2 separate regions of the Homo sapiens genome follow, and region 1 is linked to region 2. A link is an interaction called in ENCODE POLR2A ChIA-PET data of the cell type or tissue named here. Cell type or tissue: OCI-LY7. All regions are shown on one strand. Links, peaks and the distances in the headings refer to the core of each region. The heading gives the core; the rest is flanking DNA.

Evidence for each region. Peaks named below come from ENCODE experiments on the same cell type or tissue, not always from the same donor. Only the 100,000 strongest peaks of a DNase experiment are listed, where the experiment ranks them.
Region 1: POLR2A ChIA-PET joins it to region 2 with 7 read pairs; 2 of 35 experiments call an interaction of 5 or more read pairs at or near these places.

The regions. Positions count from the first base shown.
Region 1 is chr22:43,119,211-43,127,538 of GRCh38, reverse strand. BIK (BCL2 interacting killer) reads right to left here. Exons shown (of 5, transcript NM_001197.5): 2 at 3,356-3,523. The coding sequence starts at 3,516. Among named protein-coding and RNA genes, the nearest start is that of BIK, 13 kb to the right of the region's middle. RefSeq lists an enhancer at 8,143-8,302. In OCI-LY7, for the core only: no CTCF peak of the experiment used is centred there; DNase peaks (open chromatin) are centred at 2,522, 4,205 and 5,118; H3K4me3 peaks cover 3,714 bases; H3K27ac peaks cover 8,000 bases.
Region 2 is chr22:42,845,197-42,853,524 of GRCh38, reverse strand. It overlaps ARFGAP3 (ARF GTPase activating protein 3), which reads left to right. Exons shown (of 16, transcript NM_014570.5): 2 at 5,893-6,011. It also overlaps the pseudogene COA1P1. Among named protein-coding and RNA genes, the nearest start is that of ARFGAP3, 7.9 kb to the left of the region's middle. In OCI-LY7, for the core only: no CTCF peak of the experiment used is centred there; no DNase peak of the experiment used is centred there.

The DNA of each region.
Region 1 (8,328 bases), core at 151-8,150, 270 kb before region 2:
CCTCCTCCGGCTCCCACTTGGATTCAGAGATACCCATGAGGTCCCATCCGTGGGTGGCCCCAGAGGTGCAAGCTATTTCAAAAAGAATCCTGGGGCAGGCCCACCTGTGGGCTTTGGTGGAAATGGTGGACAAGGGGAACAGGCAGGTCTGGGGGTGCTGAGCCCCCGGATGGCTGAGGCTGACCAAGGGGAATGGACAGGTCTGGTGGTGCTGAGTCCCCCGGATGGCTGAGCCCCCTTGAGCCCCCTTCCCACAGGGGTTGCAGCTTACCTTCCTTTGTGGGAGGTGAGGGGGCTCTAAGACCTGTGTCCTGGTCCCAATCCTGAAACCAGCCCTGCTGGCACCACCCCTCTCCAAATGGGGGGACTAAGAAGCCCCTAGTAGGCCCCCCACTAAACCACATCCTTGATCCTACACCCCACCCGCATTCACTCCCACACAAAGACTAAGACACTCCCCACCCTCCCAGCTTGCTGGTCTGGGCCTCTACCAGGGACCTGTGTGCATTCCATCCCAGTGACTACACCGGGGGAACTCCCAGGGAAGTGGGACTCCTAGGGGCCCTGAGCTGAGGCCGGCCCTGGGCCCTGGCCCCACCCACCTGACCTGCCAATGCCCTGGGCCTACACTCCCTACTTGGAGGGGATGCGGGTGGGAGGGGTACAGGTGTGGGCTGGCAATCAGGGTTGGGGGCTGTGGTCCTACCTTCTGTTACCCTGGGAAACCTCAGGAAAATACTGCCCCAGGCTTCATGTCCTCCAACCTTGTCCATTAATGGACAGGTGCCTCCAGTTCTAAAATCCTTAATGACTAAAAATCCTGAGGCTGAAAAAAAAAATCCTGAGCAGAAAAGAATCCTGTGGAACATGGAGCTGGTCCCTGGCCTGTGGGAGGTGCCACATCAGAGACAGGATTCCCCAGCAGAAAGCAACAGCCCAGGTCAGGCCTGACCATTCTCTTCCAGGCTCAGGGTAGAAACTACTGAGGTCAGCTGCTCCTGGGCCTTCACGTTCCTCATCTGTACCAGGGGAAGAATGAAAGTGCCAGTCCTGGCCGGGTGTGGTGGCTCACGCCTGTAATCCCAGCACTTTTTGGGAGGCCGAGGCAGGCAGATCACGAGGTCAGGAGATCGAGACCATCCTGGCTAACATGATGAAACCCTGTCTCTACTGAAAATACAAAAAATTAGCCAGGTGTGGTGGCAGGCGCCTGTAGTCCCAGCTACTCAGGAGGCTGAGGCAGGAGAATGGCGTAAACCAGGGAGGTGGAGCTTGTGGTGAGCAGAGATCATGCCACTGTACTCCAGCCTGGGCGACACAGCGAGACTCCGTCTCAAAAAAAAAAAAAAAGCCGGGCATGCTGGTGCACGCCTGCACTCCCAGCTACTCAGGAGGCTGAGGCAGGAAAATCACTTGAACCCGGGAGGTGGAGGTTGCAGTGAGCCAAGATCATGCCACTGCACTCCAGCCTGGGTGACAGAGACTCTGTCTCAAAAAAAAAAAAAAAAAGTGCAGGTCCTTCCTGCCGCTGGGATGGCCGGGTGTGCCTGGACATCTGGGTATGCTGCCGTGTGCTGGACATAGCTGGGAGCAGTTGGCAGAGTGCAAGGGTCAGGTCCTACTGGACCTTGGCCCCTGAAACCCCAGGCAAATCCTGCTGCCTCCAGGGTCCTTGTCAGTCCAAGGAAGATCCCTTCTTCATGCCTCAGTGATTCTTTGAAGCCGGGACCAGGAACTGCATGGCCTCCTCAGGCTCTTCCATAGGTTCTGGTTTTCTTTCTTTTTTCTTTCTTTCTTTTCTCTTTCTCTTTTTTTGTGAAACGGAGTCTTACTCTGTTACCCAGGCTGGAGTGCAGTGGTGCAATCTCAGGGCTCACTGCAACCTCCACGTCCCGGGTTCAAGTGATTTTCCTGCCTCAGCCTCCTGAGTAGCTGGGACTACCAGCGCCCATCCCCCCACCCCCGGCCCCATACCTGGGTAACATTTGTATTTTTAGTAGAGGTTGGGTTTCACCATGTTGGCCAGGCTAGTCTCGAACTCCCAACCTCAGGTGATCCGCCCACCTCAGCCTCCCAAAGTGCTGGGATTACAGGCATGAGCCACGGCGCCCGGCCCGGTTCTGGTTTTCTAAAATGAGAGCCGTCAGAGGCAGTTGAACCAGAGCGACTCCATCTTGATTAGGGGCTGGGTAACAAAAGGCTGAGACCTACTGGGTTGCATTCCCAGGAGGCTAGGAATTCTAAGTCACAGGATGAGATAGGACATCAGCATAAGATACAGGTTACAAAGACCCTGCTGATAAAACAGGATTCGGCAAAGACGCCAGCCAAAGCCCACCAAAGCCAAGATGGGCACAAAAGTGACCTCCAGTCATCCTCACTATTCATTGTGCACCAACTATATTAGCATGTTGGAGTCACTCACCAGTGCCACGACAGTTTACAAATGCCACGGCAACGTCAGGAAGTTGCCCTATATTGTCTAAAAGGAGGAGGAATTCTCGGTTCCGGGAACTGCCCACCCCTTACCCGGAAACTCATGAATAATCCACCCCTTGTTTAGCATGTAATCAGGAAATAACTATAAGTATATTCAGTTGAGCAGCCCATGCCGCTGCTCTGCCTATAGAGTAGGTTTTCTTTTTTTGAGATGGAGTCTCGCTCTGTTGCCCAGGCTGGAGTGCATTTTTGCAACCTTGGGTCACTGCAACCTCTGCCTCCTGGGTTCAAGAGATTCTCCTGCCTCAGCCTCCCGACTAGCTGGGACTACAGACATGTGCCACCAGGCCCAGCTACTTTTTGTATTTTTAGTAGAGACAGGGTTTTGCCATGTTGGCCAGGCTGGTCTCGAGCTCCTGACCTCAAGTGATCCGCCTGCCTCAGCCTCCCTAAGTGCTGGGATTACAGGCGCGAGCCACTGCGTGTGGCCCAAATTCTTTCTTGCTTGAGATCTAAGAACCCTCTCTTGGGATCTGGATCGGGTCCCCTTTCTGGCAACAGAGTCACCTCCTTCAAGAGGCCCTGATGTCCTCAGCAGGTCGCTAAGGGCCTGTCTAGCTCCCTGAGGCCCAAACACTGTGCCATTTTGACAGCCAGGGGCCCCAGGTCCATCTTGAGACTGTGAACATGCTGGCTGTCCAGGGGTCTGTGAGCTGGTATCAGGGGAGGGTGGGGCAGCAAAGTGAAGCCGCTCCCAGGGCAGAAGCCTCCATGCCCACATCCGGGAAATCTTCCTCTCGGAGGCCCTGCCTGGGAGGCATCTGCAGGCGCTCCCCCGCTCATAGAATGTCTGCTCATCCAGCCCACCCCTGAAGTCACTATCAGGCAGGGGGTAGGGCAGGCCATGGGGACCTACCTGCCCTCCATGCATTCCAAAGAATCGAAGTCCTCCATAGGGTCCAGGTCCTCTTCAGAGTCAGTCATGCCAAGAACCTCCATGGTCGGGGGTTCCAGGAGCTGCTCATACAGGAGGGTCTCCATCAAGATGTCTCTGGAGAGGGGTCTTACTTCAGACATTTCTCCTCTGGGGCAAAAAGACAGCATATGACTGGACCCCTAAGAACTGAGCAGTCTGGGGGCTCTCTCACAGGATGACCCCCAGATTGTATAGCCCTACTCACCAGCTCTTTTGATCCGCTAAAGCCGTCAATATCCCCCAACCCCAGCTCCCACAGGCATGAATCCTGCTACATGCTGGCTGTGTGCCTCTGGGCAAGTCGCCTAGCATCTCTGTTCTTGGAAGGGAGGAACTTGAAGATGATTCATAAGGGCCCTTTCTTTCTTTCTTTGTTTTTGGATACTGAGTCTTGCTGGAGGCTGGAGGGCAGTGGCACAATCTTGGCTCACTGCAACCTCTGCCTCCTGGGTTCAAGCAATTCTCCTGCCTCAGCCTCCCGAGTAGCTGGGACTACAGGCATGAGCTATGCCTGGCTAATTATTTTGTATTTTTAGTAAAGACGGGGGTTTCATCATGTTGGCCAGGCTGGTCTTGAACTCCTGACCTCAAAGTGATCCACCCCACCTCGGCCTCCCAAAGTGCTGGGACGACAGACATGAGCCACCACGCCCAGCCTTTTTCTTCTTTGTGAAACAAAATCAGAGTATAAATAAATATTAGAAGTTCTCCTCGGACACCAGCCCTCAAGAACCTGTCAAAGCAGAAAACCCAGGCACCTGCTGTCAGCACAGGGGACAGAGGCCAGGCTGCAGGGCGATTCCTCTGTACCACTTAACAGAAGGCTACACCTGTTCTTTGGTGTCTGCTGTTTCTCTTGAGAAGAAAGGCAGAGAGGCAGCATGAGAAAAACGTATCACAATCCCCATTCCCAGAGAGACCATCGCTAATTCTTCTAGTGTTTTTCCTAAACACTTGTGCGCATCACACATCCTTCTTCACAAATGGGATCACCCCATACAGTGTCTTACAGCCTTCTTTACTGGCAGATGCTATTTACCTCTCCGATATCCATTCCACCTGGCTCCTTGCTGATAGAACCCCAATTTTCTTCGGGGTGGCCCTGCATCCTCATTCATCTAAGCCAACCATGGCCCTCCTCTCCCTCAGCTTCCCAGCATCCCTTGCAGCTGGTGACAACCATGTAACCCAGTTCTGGTCAATGAGGGCTCAGAGGCTGGAGGCAGGGGTTGGATGCCAGGGAGTAGACACAGCCAGGGCAGCTCCTTCAAAGATGGAGCTGCAGTGGCTGACCAAGAAGAGCAGAGTGGGGAGGCAGAGAGCGGCCAGGCCTGAGGGTGTCACTGAGCTGTCTCCTCCAACTGTGTGTAAGAAAAATGAACCCAAATGTGTCCTCATCACCATTCACTGAGTTTCCTCTTCTTTGCCACCAAAGGCCTTCCTAACTATGATCATTGCGAATCCCATGCCAGTACATGTTTCATCATGATGGCAGAGAAGGGTTCTGCGACCTGATTCACCATCATGTACCCCACATTTACCCTACAGGGTACCAAACAGCCTTAGATGTAGATGACGATAATGACGATGACTGTGGCACGGAAATCTAATGGCCTAGTTCAAAGCCCGGCTCTGGCAGTTAGCAGCAGTGTGTCAATTTCTTCATCTGTGAAATGGGTTTCATGGTCTGAGAGCCCCGCCCTGGGCTATTGGGAAGACGAAATAAGGAACTCCTTCATGTACTTTGAACAGGGCCTGGCACGCTGGGAGGAAGTTGGCACTAACCATTACCTTTATGCTTCAACTCATTATTTTCTTACCATAATGCCCTGGGTGTTCTTAATTTTTAATTCCTCATGCCTGCTGACAGGACACTCCGCCCTCCCACCATCTCACTGAGCTGTTTGTTCACACAGGACACTGAGGCTTAGAGAGGTTCATGACTAAGCCAAGAAGGGACAGAGCTCCAAGTCTCCCTGACCCCCAGGAGAGAGAAAACTGACGGCAGGCAGGACCCACAGCGCCGCCCTCCCACAGGCCTAGGCACAAGTGTGTGCTCACGACTTGCTTTCAGCATTCAAGGGAGATGGATGGGCCGGGTGCGGTGGCTCACGCCTGTAATCCCAGCACTTTGGGAGGCTGAGACAGGCGGATCACCTGAGGTCAGGAGTTTGAGACCAGCCTGGCCAACATGGTAAAACCCCGCCTCTAATAAAAATACAAAATTAGCCAGGCGTGGTGACATACGCCTGTAATCCCAGCTTGAACCTGGGAGGCAGAGCTAGATTCTGACTCAAAAAGAAAAAATAAGGTTTCACAGATGAGATGTTTTACATTGTATAGACGGCCAGCAGTGTGCGTGTTAAGCTGGCATTAGAAGAACTGTGTCCAGAACTTCCAGCTGCCTTGGGTGTCTATGCAAATGGCATTTCCCTAGGAAAGCAGCTCCAGCCCTTGTTTGCTTTTCCCCCCTTTCCCTTCCCCTCGAAAAGGCAGTCTCCTGCTTTGTGCTCCTGGAGACCCCAGTACCTCCACGCCCCGCAAAGCCAGAGCAACAGTGGAACCTCACCTCACTGTGAGCTGAGCTGTGAGCTGCACCGAGCCTCGCCTTGACCCACTGTGCCCACAGCCCCCTTACCCAGCAGGCATTCCGAGAATCCTTAGGCGCCAGATAGGAAGAAGGCCCCAGCCACCAGAGTGGGCTGCGCTGCCGAGGGTCTGCAGCAGAGTGCAGGTCAGGCCTACCTGAGGAGTCAGTCACCCACGCTCTGCCTGCAAGACCCTTTCAAGCTCCCCACCCTGCCAACCTCCCCATCTGAGTAGACCCAGGACCACATCTCACCTTAGGTTGATACCCTAGCCCAACCCTTCCTGCACCAGCCTCAGTTTCCCCATCTATTGTGTTTTTGTTGGTGGTAGTGTTTTTTTGTTTGTTTGTTTGTTTGTTTTTGAGACAGTCTCACTCTATTGCCCAGGCTGGAGTGCAGTGGTGTGATCTCAGCTCAGGTGCAACCTCCGCCTCCCAGGTTCAAGTGATTCTCCTGCCTCAGACTCCCAGGTAGCTGGGATTACAGGCACATGCCACCACACCCGGCTAATTTTTGTATTTTTAGTAGAGTCGGGGTTTTACCATGTTGGCCAGGCTGGTCTCAACTCCTGATCTCAAGTGATCCACCCGCCTCAGCCTCCCAAAGTACTGGGATTACAGCACTTTGGATTAATTTATTAAATACCCATTACCCTCTACCACAAAGAAGGGACCTAATCTGAACCTTTAACCATCTGGCCTCTGGGCCCAGGCCCTCAGATTGACTTGATATGAATGGCAAAGATCCCATCACCAACTGGGCCTAGGCTGGCCTTAGGGCCCAGATCTGCATGGGAAAAGTGTGGAGCCAGGGAGCGGAAGGTGGGGAGCCTGCCCAGGAGGGTCCTTGCAGCAGCGACCTCCTGCTCTGGTCTCTCCTGGCCACCCCACCAGCCCAAGGGAGGCCCAGTCCTGTCAGCTCCTACCTGGCACCAGCTCTGAATGCCTTACTGGTCTCCAGCCTTCAGTGGAGCTCTCTCCAACCTAATCTCAAGGTAGCAGCCTCAACCCTGACCCTGTCACTGCTCTGTTCGGCTCCCTAGACCTGGCCTGGTGCAGTGCGGCTCACGCCTGTAATCCCAGCACTTTGAGAGGTGGAGGCAGGTGGATCACCTGAGCTTAGGAGTTTGAGACTAGCCTGGCTAACATGGTGAAACGCCATCTCCACTAAAAATACAAAAATTAACCAGGTGTGGTGGCGCTCGCCTATAATCCCAGCTACTTGGGAGGCTGAGGCAGGAGAATCACTTGAATCCAGGAGGCAGAATATGCAGTGAGCCGAGACCGCGCCATTGCACTCCAACCTGGGTGACAGAGCAAGACTTGTCTCAAAAACAAGTGGGGGGTTGTGCCACATCCACTAACAGGCCCTCCCCCTGTGGCCCTGCCACCCCAATCTTGGTTCCCGCGCTAACCACACTCAAGTATGCTTTCCATGGATGGTGCCTGGTCCTGCCATGCCTCCAAAGTCTTCAAATGTGCAGAGCTCACCAGCCAACCTCAGACCGGCCCATGCCTACGCCTATTGGTCCTTTTTTAAAAATTAAATTTTATTATTATTTTTTTCACAGACAGGGTCTCACCCGTTTGCCCAGGCTGGAGTGCAGTGGCCTGATCATGCTCACTACAGCCTCAAACTCCTGGGCTCAGGTAATCATCCCACCTCAGCCTCCAGGGTAACTCGACAGGTATGTACCACTGCACTTGGCTCATTTTTATAGAATTGCTGTAGAGATAGGGTCTTGCTTTGTTGCCCAGGCTTGTCTCGGAACTCCTGGCTTCAACTCCCGCCTGGGCCTCCCAAAGTACTGAGAGGATGGGTATGAGGCTGGCCTATTCGGGCATCACCTTCTTGGACCCTCAGAGTCTGCTTGGGGGCCTCCTGGGGGTCCTGCAGCCCCTGTCTCTGCTCCCCTCTGGCTCCAGCTGACCACTGCACTCCAGGCTGGGCTACAGGGCAAGACTCCATATCAGAAAAAAAAAAAATTAGAATGGAGATACTAGTAACACCTATTGCACAGGACTGTTGTGGGGATGAAATGATCCGGCACAGAGTAAACCGCTAAGAGAGGGGCTGCTGCTCTTATCAGTTTCTGGTTGTCAGCCCAAGGCCTGGCATAGAGCAGACATATGTTTGTTGACTGAAGACATGAAGGCAACCTATTCCCAGAGGACCCACTGTGAGGTCACTGCAGCTGCAGATACAGGAAACTGGACTGGTTTTTATTATCTTTTTTTTTCCAGCAAACTTGCAAATGAGTAGTTGAAACCCTTCTTTGGTGAAGGAAGACACACCTAGCCATGTGTCCCCACCCAGGCTACAGCC
Region 2 (8,328 bases), core at 48-8,047:
ATGTCAGCTCATCCAGAAGTGCCCCTTTCAGAGGTGGCACCTTGATGAGGTCTTCCTAGAGCCCAAGGATGGCCAGCAGATTCCCTTGTTCAAGCTCAGTGGGGAGAATGGTGAAGAAGTGAAAAAGGAGTAGAAACGATCCAAAAGACCCAGCTTTCTTCTAGTCTGGCCTTCCCTTATCTCCACCATGTGCCCACCAGGGGTGATGGCCCATCTGAGTGACAGACACTCCCGTAAGCTAATTTTCCAGCCACCAGTGGAATGATTGTATGTGCTGGCATATGGTAATTTTGGTATAATTCTAACTTGGGCACAACGAATGCTATTGTCATTTTTAAACTGAATCAGAAAGAAACTCTTATTATAAGATAATTTATGTGAAAGTTCTTTGTTTAAGAAAGCACATGATAAAAGGAATCAGAATTAAGAAAACATTCATTGATTTAAAAAACAAATAAATAGGCCGGGCGCGGTGGCTCACGCCTGTAACCCCAGTACCTTGGGAGGCTGAGGCGGGTGGATCACCTGAGGTCAGGAGTTCAAGACCAGCCTGGCCAACATGATGAAGCCCCGTCTCTACAAAAATACAAAAATTAGCTGGGCATGATGGCGAGTGCCTGTAATCTCAGCTGTTCGGGAGGCTGAGGCAGGAGAATCGCTTGAATCCAGGAAGCAGAGGTTGCAGTGAACCAAGGTCACGCCACTGCACTCCAGCCTGGGCAACAGAGAGCGACTCCATCTCACACGCACACACAAATAAAATAAAATTAAATAAATAAAATGGAGATCAAGACTAGCTACATAATTTGTGAAATGTACAAAATGAAAATGCAGGGCCCTTGTTTGAACAGTATTAAGAATTTCGGCCAGACACAGTGGCTCACACCTGTAATCCTAGCACTTTGGGAGGCCAAGGTGGGTGGATCATCTGAGCTCAGGAGTTCGAGACCAGCCTGGGCAACATGGTGAAACCCCATCTCTACTAAAAATACAAAAAATTAGCCAGGCGTGGTGCCATGTGCCTGTAATCCCAACTACTCGGGAGGCTGAGACAGGAGAGTTGCTTGAACCCAGGAGGCGGAGGTTGCAGTGAACCAAGATCACGCCATTGCACTCAAGAGTGGGCGACAGAGCGAGACCCTATCTCAAAAAAAAAGAATTTCAAGATGAGGCTAGGCGCGGTGGCGCCTGTAATCCCAGCACTTTGGGAGGCCGAGGCAGATGAATAGCTTGAGCTCAGGAGTTTGACACCAGCCTGGGCAACATGGTGAAACCTCATCTCTACCAAAAAAAAAAATTAAAATTAGCCATGCATGGTGGCTCATGCCTGTGGTCCCAGCTGCTCGGGAGGCTGAGGTGGGAGGATTGCTTGAGCTCGGGAGGCAGAGGTTGAAGTGAGTCGAGATCATATCATATACTCCAGCATGAGACCCTATCTCAAAAAAAAAAAAAAAGAATTTCAAGATGAGACAGCAGAGCATTAAGCCAATCACACACTCTTTTATTCTAAGTGTGGGGCCCTCTGCGACTGCATAGATCACACACATGCCCAGGAAGCTGGCCCTGATGGGGATGATCATAGTACCTTCTACTAGTACCCTACTAATGAAAGCGTTGTTAGGAAGATGAAATTGGCTAAAGTGCCAACAATAGTGCCTGAATTAAACACTCAATATTAGCTGTTATTATTATTTGTATACTAATTATTCTCATCATTAAACAAAACAAATTGTCAGTCAAAAGCTATTTCTTGCTCATCACCATAAGAACTGATGTTCTGCTTTAAAAGCCACATCTTGACTTTGGTTTGGGATTGCATATCAAATCAAAGCGCAGTCCCTGCTTCCAAAGCATAGCCTCCTGGTATAGCAGGAGGATCAAGGCAGCATTTATGGGAGCCAGACCTGTATTTCTCACCACTTCTGACCTCCACACGTCCCAGTCTCCACTTGTTAGCTCCTCTACCCCTATAAACTGCTCCACCATGTGCATTCGCATTTAGTGAGCACCTGTGTTGTGCCAGGCATGGTGCCAAGCTCAGGTGAATAAGGTAGACATGGCCCCCCCCTCATGGGGCTACATTTTAGCAATCCCTTAGCTTAGGTGATGGGTCCGGAGGATGCCAAAGCTGCCTGCCTCATTAGGAACCTCACTGCTCTCTTCTTGTAGCCAGTCTGGTGACCACCTCAGAAGTGATTCTCAAACTTGGCCTGCTCTGGGCTGTGTACCCAAAATCTCTGCCATCACCTCTACCAAAAACCCTTTGCATCCTGTCCTTGCTTACTAGGAAACAATCTTGTAACTAATTGTCTTGCCCACTGGACTGCTAGACTGTGGGCTCCATGTGGGCAGACTTCCTGAACCACGCTGGTATGTCCACTTGGTATGTGCCAGGTACACTTGATGGTAAGTGCACAGCAACTGGTAGTTGAGTAACTAGGTGAGAAATTACACACAGCCTGACGGGGAAGAACAGCACCTTTTGGCAGAGTCTGTCGTTTTGTTTGATGCCCCACAGAAGAGGGTTCTCCTAATGGCCATCACCACAGGGCGTTTGAATTTGCGCGTCTGTCTTCCCCACTTCTCAGTGAGCTCTTTAAAGACTAGCACCAATAAGCGTTCAGCTAGTGTTTGTGCTGCTACTTTTTCATACCTCATCACCTGTCACATGTCTGACATACAGCAGGTGATCAGTAAACACCAAAGTAAATCTCCTGGCCTCTTTTTGTGTCAGTTGTCACTCCACCCCGATTATTCAGTGTGCGATCAGTGTGAGCATATTGTGGTGAGGGGCTTTAGAAAACCCACTCGTGTTTCCTCTCTTGTATTGCCCTTGTATTGCCCTGAAAAGACCAGAAGCCAGATCTTGCTTGATAATGATAGGTTGGACAACCTTCACATAAGTGATTCTGCCTATAAAGTATATCTTTTTTTTTTTTTTTTTTTTTTTTTTGATAGCAGGGTCTCACTGTTGCTGAGGCTGGAGTGCAGTGGAGTGGTCTCCGCTCATTGCATCCTCCGCCTCCCAGGCTCAAGCGATCCTCTCACCTCAAACTCCTGAGTAGCTGAGACTACAGGCACGTTCCACCACGCCGGCTAATTTTTTTAATTTTTTGGTAGAGATAGGGTTTCGCCATGTTGCCCAGGCTGGTCTCAAACTCTTGAGCTCAAGCGATCTACCTGCCTTGGCCTCCCAAAGTGCTAGGATTACAGGTGTGAGCCACTGCACCCAGCCTATATATCTAATATGTATTTTTTTTTCCTGCAAAAAGATTAAAAACACCTCTATTAGAGGAATTTTTTCCCTATTCGGAGTTTAATGAGTTATAAATACTACTTTCCACAACAAGCACTGTGTATTTTATGGGCCCAGCACACTTCCGACGCGTGACTCTGCTAGTTAGCACTGTGTATTTTAAAGTACTTTTATGCTCCTGTTGGGCTTCAGTGTCAGTGTTGAAGGGGCTAGTAATTTTTGAGCTGGCAATACGTTTTTAAAGTTATTCTTTTGAGTAACAAATATTTACTGAATGCTTACCATGGGTAAGCCTATTTTTCAGGCTGTGTGTGAGATTTAAAAGTACACAACTATTCAGCAAACACTTATTGTGCGTTTACCATGTGCAGGTTCTGTGCTAGTGGACAGGAAAGTAAGGTGACAGGAGCCGGACGTGGTGGCTCACACCTGTAATCCTAGCATTTTGGGAGGCCGAGAGGGCCCAAATTGCTTGAGCCCAGGCGTTCAAGACCAGCTTAGGCAACATAGCAAGACCCCCATCTCTACAAAAGAAAAAAAAAAATCTGGGCACGGTGGCATACACTTGTCCTAACTGCTTAGGAGGCTGAGGGGGGTGGATGGCTCGAGCTCAAGAGTTCGAGACTGCAGTGAGCTAGGACCGTGCCACTGCACTCCAACCTAGGTGACAGAGCCAGACCTTGTCTCTTTAAAAAAAAAAAAAAAAAAGCCATAAAGCAGCGAGCTAGGACCGTGCCACTGCACTCCAGCCTAGGTGAGAGCCAGACCTTGTCTCCTTAAAAAAAAAAGAAAAAAAGCCATAAAGATTAGCAAAAGGGAAAGATTCTACCCCTGTAAGAGCTCTCAGTGCCCTCAGTGGGCAGGGAACGTAGTCCTCGGTTATGAACCTGCATCTAAGAGTTATCAAAGTGACCTGGACAGAGTGAGGCAGTGGAGGTAGAGAAGGGCACAGCATTTCATAAAGGAATATCTCTCTGTATTAGTCATCTATTGCTGTGTATCAGATCACCCCCAACTTGGCATCATAAAACAACAGATAGTTCTGAGGGTCAGGAATTTGGGGGTGACTTAGCTGGCTGCTTCTGACCCAGGGTCTTTCATGAGGCTGCAGTCAAGCTGTTGGCCCAGGGCTGAGGTCATCTGGGAGCTTACTCACATGGTGGTTGGCAGGCCTCCTCTCCTCGCTGGCAGTTGGACTGGGGGCCTCAACTCCTCAGCACTTCACCCTCTCCACAGGGCAACCTGAGTGTCCTCAAGACATGGCACCTGGCTTCCCCTAGAGCTAGTGATCCAAGGTGGGGAGGGAGAGAGGGGGAGAGAGAAAAAGAGAGTGGGGGAGACAGGAAAAGGCCATAGTGTCATTTGTAACCCAATCTCAAAAATGACATGGTCATTTCTGCCATATACACATAGACACACAGATCACCTTGGTAAAGTGAGGGTGGTGGAGATTACACGGGATGCAAATACCAGGAGGTGGGTTTCACTGGGGCCATCTTGGAGTCTGGCTGCCACAACCTCTTCCTCTGGCTGGGGAGAGAAGCAATATGCTCAACAGCCTGCCATCTGGTATAGCCACTGCCAGGAAGGATGGTAGGGCTGGAGTGTTTCTAGGCAGGGCTGCTTCCCTCACTAGCATTCCTTTACATGACTGGTAGGATCCCTGCTGATGCTTCAAGGATAAGGCATGTTTGAGATGGTACACAAACCTAAATTCTCTTCACTATGTATAGTGTGCATTGTTAAAATATATACATGATAGCCCGGGCGCGGTGGCTCACGCCTGTAATCCCAGCACTTTGGGAGTCCAAGGCGGGTGGATCACGAGGTCAGGAGATCGAGACTATCCTGGCTAACACGGTGAAACCCCATCTCTACTAAATATACAAAAAATTAGCCGGGTGCGGTGGCGGGCGCCTGTAGTCCCAGCTACTCAGGAGGCTGAGGCAGGAGAATGGCATGAACCTGGGAGGCGGAGCTTGCAGTGAGACGAAATCGTGCCGCTGCACTCCAGCCTGGGCGACAGAGCGAGACTCCGTCTCAAAAATAAATAGATAAATATATATATAACATAATCTGTAATATACTGTATAAATCATGTAGTAAACTGGGCACAGTGGCTCGTGCCTGTAATCCCAACACTATGGGAGGCCGAGGCTGCCAGATCACCTGAGGTCAGGAATTCGAGACCAGCCTGTCCAACATGGTAAAACCCCATCTCTACTAAAAGTACTAAATTAGTTGGGTATAGTGGTGTGAGCCTGTAGTCCCAGCTACTCCGGAGGCTGAGGCAGGAGAATCAATGGAACCTGGAAAGCAGAGGTTACAGTGAGCCGAGATTGCACCATTGCACTCCAGCCTGGGTGACAGAGCGAAACTCTGTCTCAGAATAAAAAAATACATAATATAGTAATTAACTATACTAATTTATAATTAATATAATTATATATAATAATAAAAGAGCATGAAATTTGAGGCTTTTAAAAAAACCTAGGTGAGATATTTTCTAATAATACAATCCCAAAGTTTACATTGTAAAGGTTAAACAGTTTTCAAGCTAAGTCATTTACTGTATCTTACAGGATAATTTATTTGGCTAACATAAATTAGTAACTGAATTTAACATTTTTTTTCAGGTGTGTTTTGATTGTGGTGCCAAAAATCCCAGCTGGGCAAGCATAACCTATGGAGTGTTCCTTTGCATTGATTGCTCAGGGTCCCACCGGTCACTTGGTGTTCACTTGAGTTTTATTCGGTAAGTGAATCTTCTCTCATTGGGGTGAGATTGATTACATTGTTACATGGGTGTTTTTTTCCCTTTTTTCTTTTCTTTTTTTGAGACAGTGTCTTGCCTTGTCGCCTGTCACCTTGGCTGCAGGAGTGCCATCATAGCTCACTGGGCTCAAGTGAACTCAGCCTCTACAAAAAATAAAAAATGTTGTGGTGTGATGATGTATAACTCTAGTCCTAGTTACTCAGGAGGCTGAAGTGGGAGGATCACTTAAGCCCAGGAGTCAAGGCTGCAGTGAACTATGATCTTGCCGCTGCATTCCAGCCTGGGCGACAGAGTAAGACCCTGTCTCTTAAAAAAAAAAAAAAGAAAGAAAGAAATGTGATTTTCAGTGTTGCCATACAGTATTAAAAGGTGAGGCCTTTAAGAATTGATTGAGCCCTCATTGGTATGGGTTAATGGGTTATCATGTAAGCGGCTTTATAGGAAAAGGAGGAGAGACCTGAGCTAGCACGCTCAGCGTTCTCACTAGGCGATGCTGCCTCTGGACTCTACAGAGTCCAACCAGTAAGAAGGTTCTTACCAGATGTAGCCCCTTGACCTTGGTCTTCTCAGCCTCCTTAACTGTAAGAAATCAACTTCTTTTCTTTATAAATTACCCAGTTTCAGGAATTCTGTTACAAGCAATGAAAAACCGATTTATGTCAATCATCTTCTAATAATTCGGCAGTACAAAGTACAGACTCATGGGAGAAGGGGAATCAGGTGCTGTGGGTCTGTCCTATGTCCTCCAAAGTGGAGAGTTTATGTCAATGATGAGACACTCTCCTTGTATCAGGGCTTCACTTCCACCGTAATCTTATAGCTCTGGCTTCCAAGGACACTAATATCACAAAGCCTGAGTGAATGATTTTTAGTGGCAGTTTCAAATGTTTATAACATGAAGGTCTTTTTTCTCCTTTTATCTGAAGACTTGGGCTGCATTGGCCCCTCTGGTGAGTAAACCGTCTTCTACTTCTGATACTCTATGGCAATAGCCCATATGGGGCCTTTTGCATCAGAAGAAGACACCACCTTTGGACTGACAGTCTGATGGGATAACCCCACAGTCCAGTGGGAGGCAGGACTATTTGTGAAGTGAAATAAATTGAAATAATAAAAGAAATAATGGAAAGATCCCCAGGGCTTGGAAGCTAAGCAAGGCCTGCCTGTCACCTGCCACAGGCCCTTGCCAGGACAACTTGTGCAGAGCACCCTCAAACAGCCATGGCTTAGTCATTGCTGCCTCCCCCAGACAATTTCCAGAGATTTCCCTACTCCATCTTTTCTAGGGAAGGAACCAGCTAGGCTGCCCATCTGGAATTGTGGCAAGCAATCTTATATTATGACTTAAGGAATATCGAAATATTGATAGAACGTGATTATTAAAAAGGAGCATTTGTTTCTATAAGATAAAATCTATTATGATTCTTTGTCTTTTTTTTTTTTTTTTTTTTTTTGAGATGGAGTTTTGCTCTTGTCGCCCAAGCTGGAGTGCAATGGCGCGATCTCAGCTCACTGCAACCTCCACCTCCTGGGTTCAAGCGATTCTCCTGCCTCAGCCTCCCAAGTAGCTGGGATTACAAGTGCGCGCCACCACACTCAGCTAATTTTTGTATATTTAGTAGAGATGGGCTTTCACCTTGTTGGCCAGGATGGTCTTGATCTCCTGACCTTGTGATCCACCCCCCTCGTCCTCCCAAAGTGTTGGGATTACGGGCGTGAGCCACTGTGCCTGGCCTTGCCTTCTGTTTTCTTCTAAGAGTTTTATAGTTTTAGGTCTTACCTTTAAGTCTTTGATTCATTTTGAATTAATTTTTGTTCACAATGTCAGGTAAGAGTTCAACTTCATTCTTTTGTATGCGGATACCTAGTTTTTCCATCACCATTTGTTGAAAAGACTGTCTTTTCCCCATTGAATCAAACTTGGGGTTTTTTTTTGTTGTTGTTGTTTTGGGTTTTTTTTTTTTTTTGAGATGGAGTCTTGCTTTGTCACCCAGGCTGGGGTGCAGTGGCACGATCTTGGCTCACCTCAACTTCCGCCTCCCAGATTCAAATGATTCTCCTGCCCTCAGTCTCCTAAGTAGCTGGGATTACAGGCATGTGCCACCACGTCCATCTAAGTTTTGTACTTTTAGTAGAGACAGAGTTTCGCCGTGTTGGCCAGGTTGGTCTTGAACTCCTGACCTCAGGTGATCTGCCCGCCTCGGCCTCCCAAAGTGCTGGGATTACCCCGGCTAAAGCTTGTTTTTAATGTACTTTGTTTTCCAGATTGATCATTACCAGTTAACTTATGGTAACC